Regions from separate parts of the Mus musculus genome. Here region 1 is linked to region 2. Evidence: chromatin contacts called from ENCODE Hi-C or POLR2A ChIA-PET data. All regions are on one chromosome and are shown on one strand. Each heading gives the region's core, a stretch centred on a gene start or an enhancer-like site at or near the end of the contact. The rest is flanking DNA. Distances are from core to core; before and after follow the strand shown. Region 1 has its middle 7.6 kb from the start of Smarcal1. Region 2 overlaps Marchf4 (membrane associated ring-CH-type finger 4).

Region 1 (7,352 bases), core at 4,460-6,959, 140 kb after region 2:
TCCTGTGGGTCAGGAAAATGAGGCCCAGCTGGGGCTTACAGAGAGGAGATATCTAGGGGCCTCACTCTGGTGTCACTACAGTGATCACTGCTGCCACCATCACCAATAGCAAAACTTCTCACCTGTAGCCTCCAGTTTCCATTGTTTCCTAAGTACCTCTGGGAGGCATCACAGAGCTTCCAGGTAGACACTAGCATCTCCATGTTACAGGTATTAGAGCAATCTCTGAGAAGGTTAGACACTAAAAGGTCTTCTTAGAACCCTCACTTTGCTTCCAGCAAAGGCTACATGATCCTTTCTAAGTCCAGGCAGGCACCTGTTTCTGCTCTGTCATTGTTTTTCTATGCCCGTGAAGGCTTAGGAAAGAAGGGGGCCAGAAAGAGTTCTGGCCAGATGGCAGGGTAATAAACGGCTCTGATTTAATAATTTGTTGCTCTCCTCTTAATTAAAAGGCTTTTCCCTAAACGACTTGCTGATCACACAAACAGCACACATTGCTTGGGTGAGGCCGAGAGGCCCAGGGAAATCTAGACTGGGGGTTGGGGAGGAGAGAAGTTGGATAAAGAGGTGTCAGATGCTAAGATGATGGCCACCCTGTACATGCCAGGCCCTCTGCACAACTGATGAATTGTAGCCTTAGGAAACTGACTCTTTTCTGGAGCCTGACTTTGTCTGGAAGCTCACTCAGCCACAGGCCTTTTTAATTCCAGAGATCAAGGTATCAACTTTGTTATGGCTTTGCATTCAGTTCCTATATGGCCCATCCGACCTTGGGGAGTTTTCAGATAGCCTTTGAACCATTTTGATTGTGTGATATAACACCCAGTATATGGGGTGATGGTGGGAGATGCATTTAGAGAACCCTTGCTCATTGTGTTATCAATATCTATAGTTATAATCAAATGACACTATTTGATAAGCTCCACATTTCTTCTGAGCAGCTGCAATTTATCAGTCTCTGTGACTAAAATCCACATTGCGGAAATGATCATACTGAGGCATATTCACGAAGCCTCCGGTGTAATTAGGATACACTAGTGATGGGATGCTAGCTGGAGATGCAGTTTGAGGTGGCTCCTGAGGGACTGGTTGTGTTCATATGGAGGCTGGTGGTCTCTCTCTCATGTCACAGACACCGAACTCCGTCACATTTCATCAAGACACTTGTCCTGTTCTCCTTCACTTATGCAGCCTTGTTCATAGGGTACCAAAGATCATGTCGTAGAGGAAAACATCCTGCCAGCCAATCAATCTCAGGTAAGCAGTAAGCTCGCCAATGAAAGGTGAAGCTCAGGAATAGAGTGCTTGCTTAGGATGCAGCTCTGGGTTCATCCGTAGTGCTATATAATAATCATAATAAATAATAATAATGTTTCATATATTATTTTATTCAATTAAGCAAGTTTCCTCTACATTTGTGCTGTTATCAGATTAAATATTCTTTTTGTTTGTTTGTTTGTTTGTTTCTCGAGACAGGGTTTCTCTGTATAGCCCTGACTGTCCTGGAACTCACTTTGTAGACCAGGCTGGTCTTGAACTCAGAAATCCACCTGCCTCTGCCTCCCAAGTTCTGGGATTAAAGGCGTGCACCGCCGCCACCACCACCGCCCGGCTTAAATATTCTTGTATAACCACCATTCTCCCTATTGCTTTTGGATGTCAAATCCCTTATCTTATCTTTCGAGGTCTAACTAAGATACTATTTCATCAGCTTAAACTTGGTCCAAAGTCCCTGTGCACCCATGATCAGAGCTCCTCACTAAATCCTTAGAGCAGTTTGTCCATCATTCTTTGAGGATTTTTTTTTTGAGACAATACTTTCACTTATGTACAAATAGAGGAGTGTGGACCAGTCGGTGAGGGTACTGAGAAAAGTGTGGAATAGCCTACACAAGCGGGAGGAGGCTAGTGGTATGTGGGTGCTTACTTCCATAATCCCAAAATAGAAACTGGTGCCAGAAATCTCAAGGCTTTGGGTAATTTTCTGAAAGATGTGTCCTTGTTATACACATAGGGTTAAGAAAGAATAAGCCTACCTTTTGTTTTTTTTCTGAAGCCTACAGAAGAAGAATAAAATGAAAACTCAAATACTATCAAGCTGAAGGCTAAGAGGGGGCTGATTTCCTGGAAGCCAGGGCTGAGGACCAAGGAAGTGATCAGACGGGCGCTAACACTCTTTCCCAAATGGAGCTGAGAGCCAGCGGTTTCCTATTACTGCATCCAGGAGTGGGAGGTCCCTTCCTGTAAGCTACCTAGAAAGCATTTCTGCTCTTAACTGCTCTATTAGGATAATTTACATTCATGATGAATGGAACCATTCCTTCCCGAATTAGCCTGAGTGGCTCCATCAAGGGCAGATGTGAGCTGTTCTATTTGCTGCAGAGAGCAGCGTTACAACACCGTTACCCTCCTTACGTCTGAGCCTGCTGCTTCTAGCTGCCCCTAGTAGCTTCCCCCAAGGATTTTTTTTTTTTGACAAAACAAATCTGAGCTTGCCCACAATAATAATAATAATAATAATAATAATAATAATGTCTTATACATTATTCATTCAATTAAGCAAGTTTCCTCTACATTTGTGTTTTTATCAGATTAAATATTCTTGTATAACCACTATTCTTCCTATTGCTTTTGGATGTCAAATTCCTTCTTATCTTTCAAGGTCGTGGGCACTAAGCAGGACCTTCTGACAGGGAGAAATATGAAATGCTGGAGTCAGAAAGAAGGAGTCACCTTCTCCCCAAGAGCCATAGAATCCCACGTTTTGGGTGGTGCTTAGAAGAGGTCAGAGCGGTTGCAGGGTGCAGGTCCCGAGTCTCCTAAATCTTTCTTGCTCTTGAAATTCCTCAACATACCGGGCTCTTGTTTATATCTGTTAAGAGCTGAGCTCAAAGCCAGCGTGGTGGCTCAAGGCTTTAATCCCAGCGATGCCTCATCTCAAACAGCAGCAAAAGGAGTTGAGCTCAAAGCCAGGAGCAAATCATTTAAAATAAGCTTTAGTCTGTGCCAGAGCTTCTCAACCTCTGGGGTCATGACCCCTTTTGACAAACCTCTATCTCTAAAAATATTTACATTAAGGTTTATAAGAGTAGCAAAATTCAGTTATGAACTAGTAACGAAAATACTTTTATAGTTGGGGGTCACCACAATGTGAGGAACTGTGTTAAAGGGTCACAGCATTAGGAAGGTTGAGAAACACTTTTCTATGCTATGGCCAGGTCAAATGTGGATGTGGGTGAACCAATAAAAAAAAAAAGAAGTTAATAAATGGAAATGTAGAAATGTAAAATGAAACAAAGAATGTAGAAAAAAGGGACCTGGAGAGAAGTTCTGGAGATGGGGGAAGGGAAGGACCCAGGTGAGGATTCATGGCCTGTTATCTGCCCCCTTGTGGTCTTCAGGAACATTGTAATTGGCCAACGACTTCTAACGTTACATTTTGAACTCACAGCAGAAACAAACTAGGACATTTCTTGTAGAAATAATGGATAAAATACTATCAAACACTGGTGGCTCACACCTGTTGTATCATCGACAGAGCAGCATACGAGGTTAGCAGCAGGAACCCAGATATCTGTGATCTAGTTTAGGCCCCGGTATTCTCTCTATGCTTAAACACGTTATCTGCCTTCGTATGTCTTCGTTTTCCCTGAATAGCCATGAGAAAGCCATCATTTTTCTCTTCTGATTTACAATCCTGTAAATGACTACCAATTGTTAGGATTAAGAACAATCCGTAAGAAAGTTCAGCACGCCACCTCAACTTCTGAAGTCAATTTCGTGCCTCTCACCCCTGGGAGAGCTATGTGCTTGGAGGACAGCGGTCTGCAGCGAGGGTCCACCGCTGCAGGATCCAGGCACGGGGTCAGATGTGCTGGAGTGGAACAGTGGTGCTCCAGTCTCCCATTCAGTGCCCATTATGAGATGTCAAGAGGTACGGGACTGTTAGGAGGTGAATAGGGCTTCCCCTCCTGAGTGGATTCACCCATGCAGGAGATTGATGGGCTAACAGGTTACCAGAGGGCAGGTCTACTGTAAAAGCTATTTGATCTGAGTTGCTCTTGGTCCCTTGCCTGTCACCAAGGAGGAAGTCTGCCCACCCTGAGCATAGCCTACAGGGCTCTCTAGTCTCTGTCACCTCAGTACTCTAGCAATCAGAAGGGCATCATTAGATGCAGCCCCCAGAACCATGAGCCCGAACAGACCTCTTCCTTGATAACTTGGCTTTGTATTAGCCTGTGAGATCATGCTCTGAGGAGAAGAAAACATTAAGTACGTACGTCACCCCAGCCTTCCAATCTGGACATCTAGCCCAGTCCCTATCATCTCTTCCCCAGACTTGTTAACGTCCCTCCAAGTCTTCCTGTGGACACTTACCTACCTTTATTCTCCAGAGAAAGTGTCTTCCACAGACTCATATATCACGGCATTCCAGTAGGAATCTTTTGGGTGGCTTCCCCTGTTCTCAGAACTAACATCCAGACTTTTGTTATGACCTGCAGGGCCCCAGTCACCTATCCTCTTTTTCTCTAGCCCCTCCATGTTGATCCCCTCTCATACCACCGCCTTCCGTGGCAGCCTCCGTGCCAGCCTGGGTACTTGTTCAGCCACTCCTTCCTACACCCTGTCCCAGCTGCACTTGCTGCCTAGAGAGACTAGACCAAGTAGGAAGTAGAAGGCTAGGGGAAGGGAGGGCTCCATCTAGTCAGCTTTGGAGAAGTCAAACAGCCCCTGTGGAACGAGGCCTTTGGCTAATGCAGATCCTTAGGAATCCCCTCACGTTCCTGTAAAGTATGCCTCGCTCTTTTGGTCTTTGCCCTGTTTTAGGTGAGTACAGGTTTGTTCGCATCTCCCCAGGAAGAGTCAGGCAGCAGCTTGCTTCTGGGGCCTAGTGGTTGTCTGCTTTCCACCTTTGGGGGTCCATGCTGCCTTTCCCAGACCGCTCTTGAACTGGTCCCCTCTGTCCTCTTTCTCTGGCTTGTTGAAGGTCCTTCATCGGTTGAAGTCTTTAGTCTCCTCCTCTCTTTTCTTTCTGCCCTGCCTCCTTCACTAGACCTTGAATTTTATGAAGTGTCTCTGACTAACAGTCTGGATGCCTTCACCCATTGTGTAGCCCTTGAGTTTTCTTCAAGTGAAGAAATGAATGAAAGGACTTTGAAAAAAAAAAAAGGAGAGTGGCAATATTGGAGGACGAGAAGAAGTGACATTTTGCCAGAAGAAATTTGGAGCAGGGTGTCGAGGGGATGCTTTCGGCAAAAGATGTGCGACGTCTTCCCAGGGGAAAAAAAAAGTGCCAGATTCGAGAGGGAGGACTGCCTGTGAAGTAATACCAGCTAGGAAGCCCAAACTGAGTGATGAAGACACGAGGCAGGGCCTCACGACGGCCCCTGGAATGAGCGCTGTACGGAGCTTGAAGCAAACAGGTCCTAACTTTTAGAGTTTGGGGGAGGGGTCTTGGGGAGGCAAAGAGGAGCAGAACTGCCGGAGTCAGTAATTAAGTCCATCAGAACCGAACAACCGCTAAGGAAGGTGAATTTCGTGCCTTATAAACCTTCACAGTGCTCCTCTGTGCTTTGGATATGCAAATGCATTCCTTCTCAGCCCGCAACACACTGGGAAGGAGCAGCCTCTTTAAAGACCCAAAGCCTCGCATCTGCTCCCGGATCTCACCGCAGCGCTCTCACGCTCTCGGTGTAATTAACCTGAGTGGTGTTGTGCCCTTGAGGCGGCTGTCAAAAAATCCTCCCCAAAGACTGTCAGGCCCTGTTCTAGGGCATCTGAGAGAGAAGGACGGAGAGGGAAGCCCAGCGTTTCCATCAGCAGCAGGAAGCTCCCCAGGGAGACTTTAATCTGGTTTAGGTGTCCAGACACAGGCCATTAGGCAAGGGAATGCATGCAGTGACCATTTGTACATCTAATTAAGGCCTAAGAAGAGGCCTGCTAAGGCACCTGTCTCTGGCCGGGTTAATCAGGTCCAGGGCTTCTGTTTCTTTACTCCTAAGAGAGGAGACGAATATCCTCGAAGGTCCCTCCTGATTTCACTTTCTGGGTCAAGAAATGAAAATTACAGAGATTCTCTAGAAACCCCTCTACTTTGTTTTCAGGTCCCTGAAGTACACAGGGGGAAAATTAAGAGTTACAGAGTGGAAATAACGTAACTTGGACAAAGCCTTTGCCCCTTAGGGGCAACCCAAGAGGATGTAGAATCTTAAAGGTCTTGGGTTAAGCCTCAGAATGACAAACTCATGACTTTGGATCCCTTTGTGATTAATGCAGTATTGTGCCTATTTCTCACAGTAAGCATACAGTTAAGCAGTCAGAGAAGGGAAAACAGGGAGGAAGAGATGAAGGAAGGAAGGGACATCGGACAGAAGGGAGGGAAGAAGGCTGACCTGAGAGTTAGGAGCCATTGATCTCTGGATATAAACACCAGGCTGAGTTTGGTTGATTTATGCTCCTCTCCTTCTGTAACAGTTACTCTTGATTGACGACTTGATGGGATTCAGAATCACCATGGAAACAAATCGCAGGGCAAGTCTGTGGGGGAGTTTCTATATTCGGTTAAGTGAAGTGGGAAGACTCGCCCTAAATGTGGGCAGCACCGTTCTAAGCACTGATCGCGGACTGAATAAGAAAAAAGTGGCCTGGGCATCAGCATTCGCCACCGTGCTGTTTCCTGACTGCGGATGCGATGTGACCCGCGGCCTCAAGCTCTTGCAACCACACTTTCCCACCGAGATGGACCGCACCTCAACTGCCAGGCACAGTAAACCCTGCTTCCCTTGTTCCTGCTTCCCTTCCCTGCTCTTGTTAGGCATCTTGTCATAGCGATGAAGGAAGTAATTAATAAATCTTGGCTCCCAAAGAAAGAACAGGAAAGCTAAGGGTAATTCATAAGGGAAGCAGAATCAAAAGTAGAGAGTACAGGAGTCGGGAAGCTCAGTGGTAGTGTACTTACCTAGCAAGTATGAGGCCCTAGGTTAAATTGCTAGCCTGCACTCTCCTGAACGGTTGCTCTTAGCAGGGTTTTGTTTTTTTTTCTTTTTCAAGGCTCCGCCCAACAGTTACCTAGCAACAGCCACGTAGGAGCCTGGCTCATTTACAAAAAGGACTCTCCATCTATTCTCTCTCTCTCTCTCTCTCTCTCTCTCTCTCTCTCTCTCTCTCTCTCTCTCTCTCTCCTCTCTCTCTCCTCTCTCTCCTCTCTCCCCCTTCCTCCCTTCTTCTCTCCCTCCCCCTTTCTCTCTTTCTTCTCTCCCCTGTGTCCCTGTCAGCCTCTTCTTCCCCTCTTTCTTCCCTCCTCCCTCTCTTCCTCTGCCCCTCTTCCCTTCTCACCAATAAACTTGCTTTTA
Region 2 (7,347 bases), core at 490-2,989:
ACTTTCCAGATTGCACCCCTTAAAGACCCAACCCTGGAACTTACACTAAAGTAAGTAAGTTCCACTGGCAGGTGTAGAAGAAAGGAAGATAACCATCTACGTAGCTGAGCTCAGAGGCTTGCTTCTGGGAGAAATCAGATTGGCCTCTACCTGCTCAGGATTCTCCAGGGCATATCCTCATGTCTTACATGTATCTTACAATGTGACCAAGATACACTGCTAGGGGCCTCCCCAGGGAAGTGGTAATGGGTGGGTCCAGGTGCCTCAGTCCCACAATAGAGTCAGTTTCCCTTCTGTTTCCATTATTTTAGTGTTTGTCAGTGCCTAGGCACCAAGGGCCCGTGCCCCTTTGATATAACTTCTGCCAGAACTCTCACCTAGCAGCCACCTGATGGGGCTGGTTGCTTTTCATCAAGGTACAGAATGTGTCTTGAGACTTCTGAGTCAGAACCGTTGCAGCCTCTCTGCTCACCCAGGACAAAACAGATCCATAAGAAGCCTTTACGGAGAAAATAAATATGGGGGTGAAATGCTGGGGATGAAGTGATATTTATGCAGTAGGACTGGATAGGGGAGAGAAAATGTGGAGCCTCAAATATACACTGCTTTCACGGAAGGGTGTAGTTCTGCAAGGATCTGTGCAGTTGGGGTTTTTTCTGCAGGGCTCCTTCGTGAGGCTGAGAGCTCTTGCTCTACAAAATGGGTCTTGGTGTTCCTTAGCTACACTGGGTGGTGTCGGTGCTTAGAGGTGGTGATGAAGGTCATGATGATGGTGACAGCCATGGGGACGATAATGTTTCTTGAATGCTTTACGGTGTTCTGTCATTGTAAAAGGGCTTTGCAAAATGAGCTTTTTGTGACAGAAACATATGTGAGGTCGGCCATCTTATAATCTCCATTTTGTGGAAGAGGAAACGGAGCTCAGGGAAGAAATTTCCTTGTGCAAGGAAATGCAGTTAGTCTATGAGGCGGGGCCATCACCCGGGGTGTATCTGAGCCAGAGCAGTGCTTTGTGGCTGATGCTCCAAGTCACGTGCACACCTCGCAAACAACTACAGAGAGGTAACAAAATTTTTTAATCGTGTATGTTTATGTATAATTTCTATTAGCGATACTAATAAGATCTCTTGCTCAATATATGTTTTAATGTGTGACACATTGTTTTTACAGTGGCCAACACAGAATTTCAGTCTAGATAAAAGACCCTGTGAAGGTCTTTTATCTTCACGTCTCATTCTCAGTTTTCCCATCAGGCAGATGGGCAATTGTAATAGCAACCATGCCACGGAGTTGCATGGGGGTAAAGAAGATTAAGAAAAAAACAAAACAAAACCCAACACTACAGTGTATGAAGCTCTTTTCACAGCACTTAGGACACAGTGCATAATGAATGCTGGTTAGTATTTTATCATCATTATTAAATAAATATACATTATTTCATTTTAAATAAATAAATAAACAAATAAAGCAAGCAAACAAGCCAGCCAGCCAGCAAGCCGGTTATTTTTGGTGCGGCTGGGGACGCCAGATTGGCAAAGCCACCTCATGCTCTCTGGGGAGACATCTCCATGCTTCTCAGGCGAGCCAGGCTGTGCTTCACATATGTTATTACACATTTAAAAAGTTGTTTGTGTAGGCAGACATACCGAAACTCTGTGTTATTGTTTGAATCTGAAATGTTGCCCCCGCAGGCTCTCAGCCCCCTGACTCCTGTGCTATTCTGAAGGCTGTGGAGTCATTAGGAGGCGGGGCCTGGCTGGCATAAGTAGGTCACACTGGAGGGAGGCTTCAAGGATGACATGCTTCCCCCGTTCCAGGCTGCTTTCTCTACTTCCTGTCTTCTATGATATGAACAACCCTCCACCACATTCCCTCCTCCCTGTCTTCCCTGCCAGAATGGACTACAGCCTGAGAAACCCCAAGCCAAAACAAATGGCCCCGGTTTAAGTTGTTTCTGTCAGGCATTTTGGTTACAGTGATGCAAAAATAACTGACATATTCTGTATCCATGGAGAATTTGGGCTCTTAAAAACCTTTGAGACTTTAACAGATAATATTTGGGAACTCAGGTGTTCTTTCTTCCATCAGACTATCATGGCTCAGAACGTTTCCCTCAGTGGGATGGGCTCACAGCGACAGAGATGGCCGTAATCCCACTACGGTCCTCCCTCCATATACAGCTGCCCCTGGGAAGGAATGGCATTTCCTTTCCTTATGTGGACCATGAGGGGCCAGATCCCTGGTGTGAATGTGAACAAAGTCAGGCCAACGTTTAAGAAATAGACACTGAGTGGAAAGTGTAAGAGGAGGGTCTGCCTTATTCATGGTCAATTTTCTGCTAGAAAGAAGCAAAATGCTTAAAAGCCTAAAGACACTGCAGCTACAGAGTGGGAGGAGCTTGGATCCCTTGTTCATTATGTGGAGGAGACCCTCTCAGCACTCTGGAACCTTGCTGAGTGAAAGCACTGACGGTTGGATGCCGTAGGTTGCTGGATTTCCCTAACACCTTCAGAGAAGAGCAGTCTGTGTCTTGATGGCATGTGTCATGGCATTCCCCAAATGCATTAGCTGTTTTTAGCATCTATGTTATTTATTTGCTTGGGTCTGTTCTTCATCGCAAGCCTACCAATAGACAGACACATCATTCCTGAATCTGTCTGACATTGAGAACAGTCCCAAAGAGGTATGCATAGAATACTTGGGTTTTGTGGGTACAGCTGGAAGAGTGAAGTGCCTCTCTGTGGGGTGTCCTGTAGAGTGGGTGGTGCTCACTTGGCAAATTTTCTTCTAAATCCATCACCCTCGCTCTCGATGCATCTGGCAGTCTTGCTGTGGACAGAGATGACTGGGTACAGGAAGCTTTGGGTGGTAAGATATGAGTAAACGTGTATCCAGAAACTGGACAAGCTACTTGGAGATGACAGAGTATAGGCCAAGCACCCTCTCATCCATTCGTGAGGTTGATACTTCTTACACCCAGCCCAACATTATTGGGGATTCCTTACAGCCTCAGTTGTCAACCTTTGAGGACTCTACTATCCGCTTACTATGTAAGTAACTTCTAAGTCCTAGGCTAGGAGGATCTCAAAGATTATTAGGGCCAACACTCTCATCCTATAGATGAGGAAATCATTTATAAAGAAGATGTATGTCCAAGGCCATGAAGGTTGTTAGGGAACTAATCTGGTTGCCTAGACTATCAGACCAAGCTATCTCTGCTCTCTGCCCAGTTTCCTAAGCAGGGGATTAACAACTTAATGAGTGGAGTCATTTCTACCCAGAGTGATGAGTTAATCTGAATAAAATTAAGTTATATTTATAAATTTATTTGTGTGCATATGTGTGTGCATGTGTATGTGTGTGTCTATATGTGTGTGTGTGTCTATATGTGTGTGTGTCGGTCAGAGGACAACTTGCAGGAATCAGTTCTCTCTTTCCACCATGTGGATCTGAGGGTGCCTTTACCCACTGAGCTATCTCACTGTCCCTAAAATTAGATACAAAATTACAAATGTTTCACAATCATTTTTCCCTTTTCCTATTCGCAGTTAAATCTTTGTACTTTTTAAGAACAGGGGCAAGATATCTAGACATCACAAGACAGGACCTCAAAGGACCACACAGAAAAGAAACAGCTGTTTCTATACTTTTAACAATTGCTCTACTATTGAAAAATACTCTACCATTGTTTTAAGGTTCAGAAATAATCTCAAAGGCATTCTTCTTCTTCTCCTCCACTCAGAAGGGACAAATGTAAACAGACATGACAAGGACGACAGCCTCAGTTTGCAGGGTTGACTTTTTGATGGTCAATCTCTTAGGTCTGTGGAGTGATTAAAAATTATTTTTGGTACCAACACCTTTAAATTAATTTTCCCTTGTTAAGTCCTAATAATGTCACTCACCGGAGCAGAGAATGCCCCCATTTGCTTCTTGGAAGGGTCTGTCAACTTCAGCTACAGACATCAGCATCATTAGAGATGACGGAAGAGGAGGAGGTGGATCTTGGTGAAGGGAGGTGAGTGTGTGAGGGAACTAAGAGCCTTCAAGAAAAGATTATGCTCAAAATAAAAGCAGACTGTGCCAGGAAGTCAGGGTCAGGCTCCATCTCTGTCTTGGCTGAGACTGAATTGAGATTGTGGTAACAATTGGCAAACCTTTGTTCATTTAAAGGGGACTGCACTCTGACTGAGTGCTTTCTACCCTGGTCACGGCTATTCCTGAGGACCTACTATCTCCCCAACAGTGATGCAGCCATTAGATAGCTTCACAGAGGAGGAATGGAAGCAGAGAGAGATGGTACAGCTCACTTAAGAACACAATCTTAGAAAAAGACTGGGTGAGATGTGGCTGTGAGCCCTAGACCAATTCTACCTCATCACGCCTGTCAGTCCAGACCCTATCACTCCGACATCAGAGACTCAGTTTCTCCTATTCTCTCTGTTCTCTCTCCATTGATCCCTTAAATGTAACCTGTCCTACATCCTTAATCCACACCTCCTCAGAACATCCCGCCTACATTAACTCATCAAACCCATGACTTCAGCTCTTCCTGTGGGCCTCCAAATCTGCTGCAAATCTGACCCAACTTTCAACAGATTCCCATGCATGAATTAAAGCTTTTACTTTCTCTTACCATCTCCCTTCTTCCAGTCAGCCACCAACACTTGCAGGACTGGCCCAAAGCCCTCAACACCTCCTATCTCACAGGAAAGAACTACTTGCTATGAAAGCCCTCCCCCCGTCCCAACCCCCACCTACTGCTTCAGCCACACCCCCTGGCTCCAGTCAACCTTCCCTGGAGTTGCCTTCTCATCTCTGCTGTCTATGATGTCTTGTTTCTCTTGACTGCAAACTCTTGGTTTAGGGAGAGCCTTTGCTCCTCCTGCCTGGCTTTTAAGATCGCGGTGCTCTTTTCGTTTTGGTGTTTTGGTCAAAGCATACCCTTGGATCGCCTTTGTTCCAGTGACTGTCTACCTCATTCCATCCGTTCCACGAGCTATGTGGATCTCAAGGTCACCTTTACACTGTCTGTGTTGCATCTCTGTTTCCTACTTAGATCATTATTTCTCAGCTGGTCCCTCCTACTTCCAGTCTATCGAGCTCTTATCTATCCTTCCCATAGTTGTTAAATGTATAGGTTTAATAATCTATGTCTCATCAGACTTTCCTATGTAAAATTCTGTCATTGCTTCCACAGCCCCAGCAAAGTGATGTAGGAGTTCTTAGCATATGATTTATGGCCCCATGGGATTTAGCCTCTGCCATCTTCCCCAAATTCATTGCTCATCATTAACCTCCTGCCCTGGTTCTTTGCCTCTGAACCATATAAACCCACACAGCCTCCCAAGCATACCTTCTTCGCTCTTCTGTGTTTCCACACACAAGTTCCTTTGCCAAGAATATTTTTCTCCCTCTTTTGGACAGACTTTGATTTCTCTTTTGAAACTAACTTAAGGTAGGGTTCCTTCAGCAAGGGGTCTTTTTGGGGTCTTCTCAGAGAGTTCATTGTTCTCTTCTGTCTCCCTCTCTGCCTCCAACAGAAACACTCCCCATAGTGAGTTATTGTGTGCTTGTAGACTAGGTTCTTGAACATTCACCTCTCTTTTAATGTCTCTTGGTTTTAGGGGGAGCACAAGGCAACCAATAAATGCTGTTGAAGAAATGGATACAGCCATCCCAAGGCCCTCTGACCCAGTTTCCTCTTCCTGGGACTCATGTCTGAATTCAGACTACAGCACAAGCTCTGGTTGCTGAGCATTCGTGGTCAGTCACTCCCCTCCATGGGACAGAAGATCCACTAGAACTGGTGCCTCTCATGCTTGAGGGTGAGGTCAAAAAATAGATTTTCCAAGTCCATGTCCATCAGTAGAATTAATTTACCTAACCTAAAATACCCTTTGACAGAGGATATCATAGGCAGATAGGCTATCCAAATTCCATCCTAATTTCTAAAGCCTCTTTCTCTATTGGCATAAAAACAGCACTGACTTTTTAAAAGATACAACCATGGCTGATGGCTTGGATCCCAAACACAAGACTGGAACAGATGGGGCCCAGCAAACTTCTGATTGCTGCTGATAGTTATGACTGGGTTCATTTCTACCTTCCTTGATGTCTTCTGTGTTACAATATTGCTAGGGTAGGGGTCATCCCTAACTGGTACATATAATTTCATATAGAGCAACCAGAGATACAATAGGTTATAGAAAATGCCCTGGAATTAGAGCCAGAGGTTCTTAGTCTCATTCTCAACTCCACTGTGTGCTTAGCTGTGTGGCCTAGAATACAGTTTCTCTGAGCTTTACCAACCTGTGAAATATGACCACAGTATTCACCACTCTGATCATCGAAGGGTTGTGCCCTCATTGCTTCTTTTGTAGGGATTTGGTGTTTTGTGTTCTCATTAACTTATATTTGATTTCCATAGTTGCATGCATTGGTCTACGAGATTAAGACTCTAACCCAAGAGATGCATTGTCTTCTGGAACCGTTTGTATCAGGAACTGCATTGCCCATTGATATACTCACATCCAAAGTCATTTACCTCAACCCTGGAGGTCAACTAACTGCCTCTGATACAGAACCTAGAGAGTCTGGCAAAGTCCTTTAATGAGGACTAAAGCCCATTCTTTGAATCATTACTCTTGGTTTTCTCAGTGACAACGGATGCTCCTAAAAGCCAGCTGGATGAATCCAGCTATGAATGAGACAGATTTGGTTTCACACGCAGTAAGCAGACAGTGTTTGCTCTTGGCTTTCAGTGGAATTTCTCTGCAGAGTCCCTGCACCATCCTGAACTGTAACTTACCACACTACTCTAATAGAAAAGTAAAAACATGTAAAAAGGCCTATACATAAAGAACTACTCGTTTAATGCTTATATGCAGTCTTTACTATCCATGGCTATTTAACAGTTTTAGGGAACAAATTGGTCTTGGTGCCTGAAAAACAGAAAACACAGACGCTTACAGCAGCAGATGGTTTGCCTCTGGCCTTAGCACCTTTGAGCCAGTACTGTGTAGGACTTATTTTCTTTCTTCGTGGATCTTGGATCTTGGATATGGAATCTTTTACTCAACATTTTTCCCAACCCACATTTTTAGGGGGCTCTGAAAACCATGCTCAGGTTGACCCTGCAATGACATTGTGGCTCTTGGTGGCTTTGGAAGCCAAGGGATGAGCCTGGACTCAGAAGCACGTGGAAGAGGGACACACTGAGGATTCTCCAGCTGAAGAAAGCCTGAGTTTCCATCTCGCACTCCTTAGACTGATGCCAAGTTTGCTTTCTAGGAAGGCTGAGACCCAAAATAAAAGCATCCTTGGTGAATATTGCAGCTTCCACTT

Evidence for each region. A loop is a pair of places that touch in the nucleus more often than their neighbours do. ChIA-PET counts read pairs that join two places held with the same protein, here RNA polymerase II (POLR2A).
Region 1: a loop to region 2 is called in a map of CH12.LX, with 2.8 times the contacts of the local background. The contact joins two enhancer-like sites. A Hi-C loop is called at or near these places in 5 of 37 maps with a recorded cell type or tissue (CH12.LX, gastrocnemius, heart and 1 more). POLR2A ChIA-PET finds 5 or more read pairs at or near these places in 1 of 5 experiments (Patski).

Annotation. Positions count from the first base shown.
Region 1 is chr1:72,571,960-72,579,311 of GRCm38, forward strand. It overlaps a transcript of Smarcal1 not described here. Among named protein-coding and RNA genes, the nearest start is that of Smarcal1, 7.6 kb to the right of the region's middle. Within about 2 kb of position 5,710, at least 1 of the 3 ENCODE cell types and tissues checked has a DNase peak (open chromatin) inside an H3K27ac peak, as active enhancers do.
Region 2 is chr1:72,437,683-72,445,029 of GRCm38, forward strand. All of the region lies in intron 3 of Marchf4 (membrane associated ring-CH-type finger 4), which reads right to left. Among named protein-coding and RNA genes, the nearest start is that of Gm39661, 28 kb to the left of the region's middle. Within about 2 kb of position 1,740, at least 2 of the 3 ENCODE cell types and tissues checked have a DNase peak (open chromatin) inside an H3K27ac peak, as active enhancers do.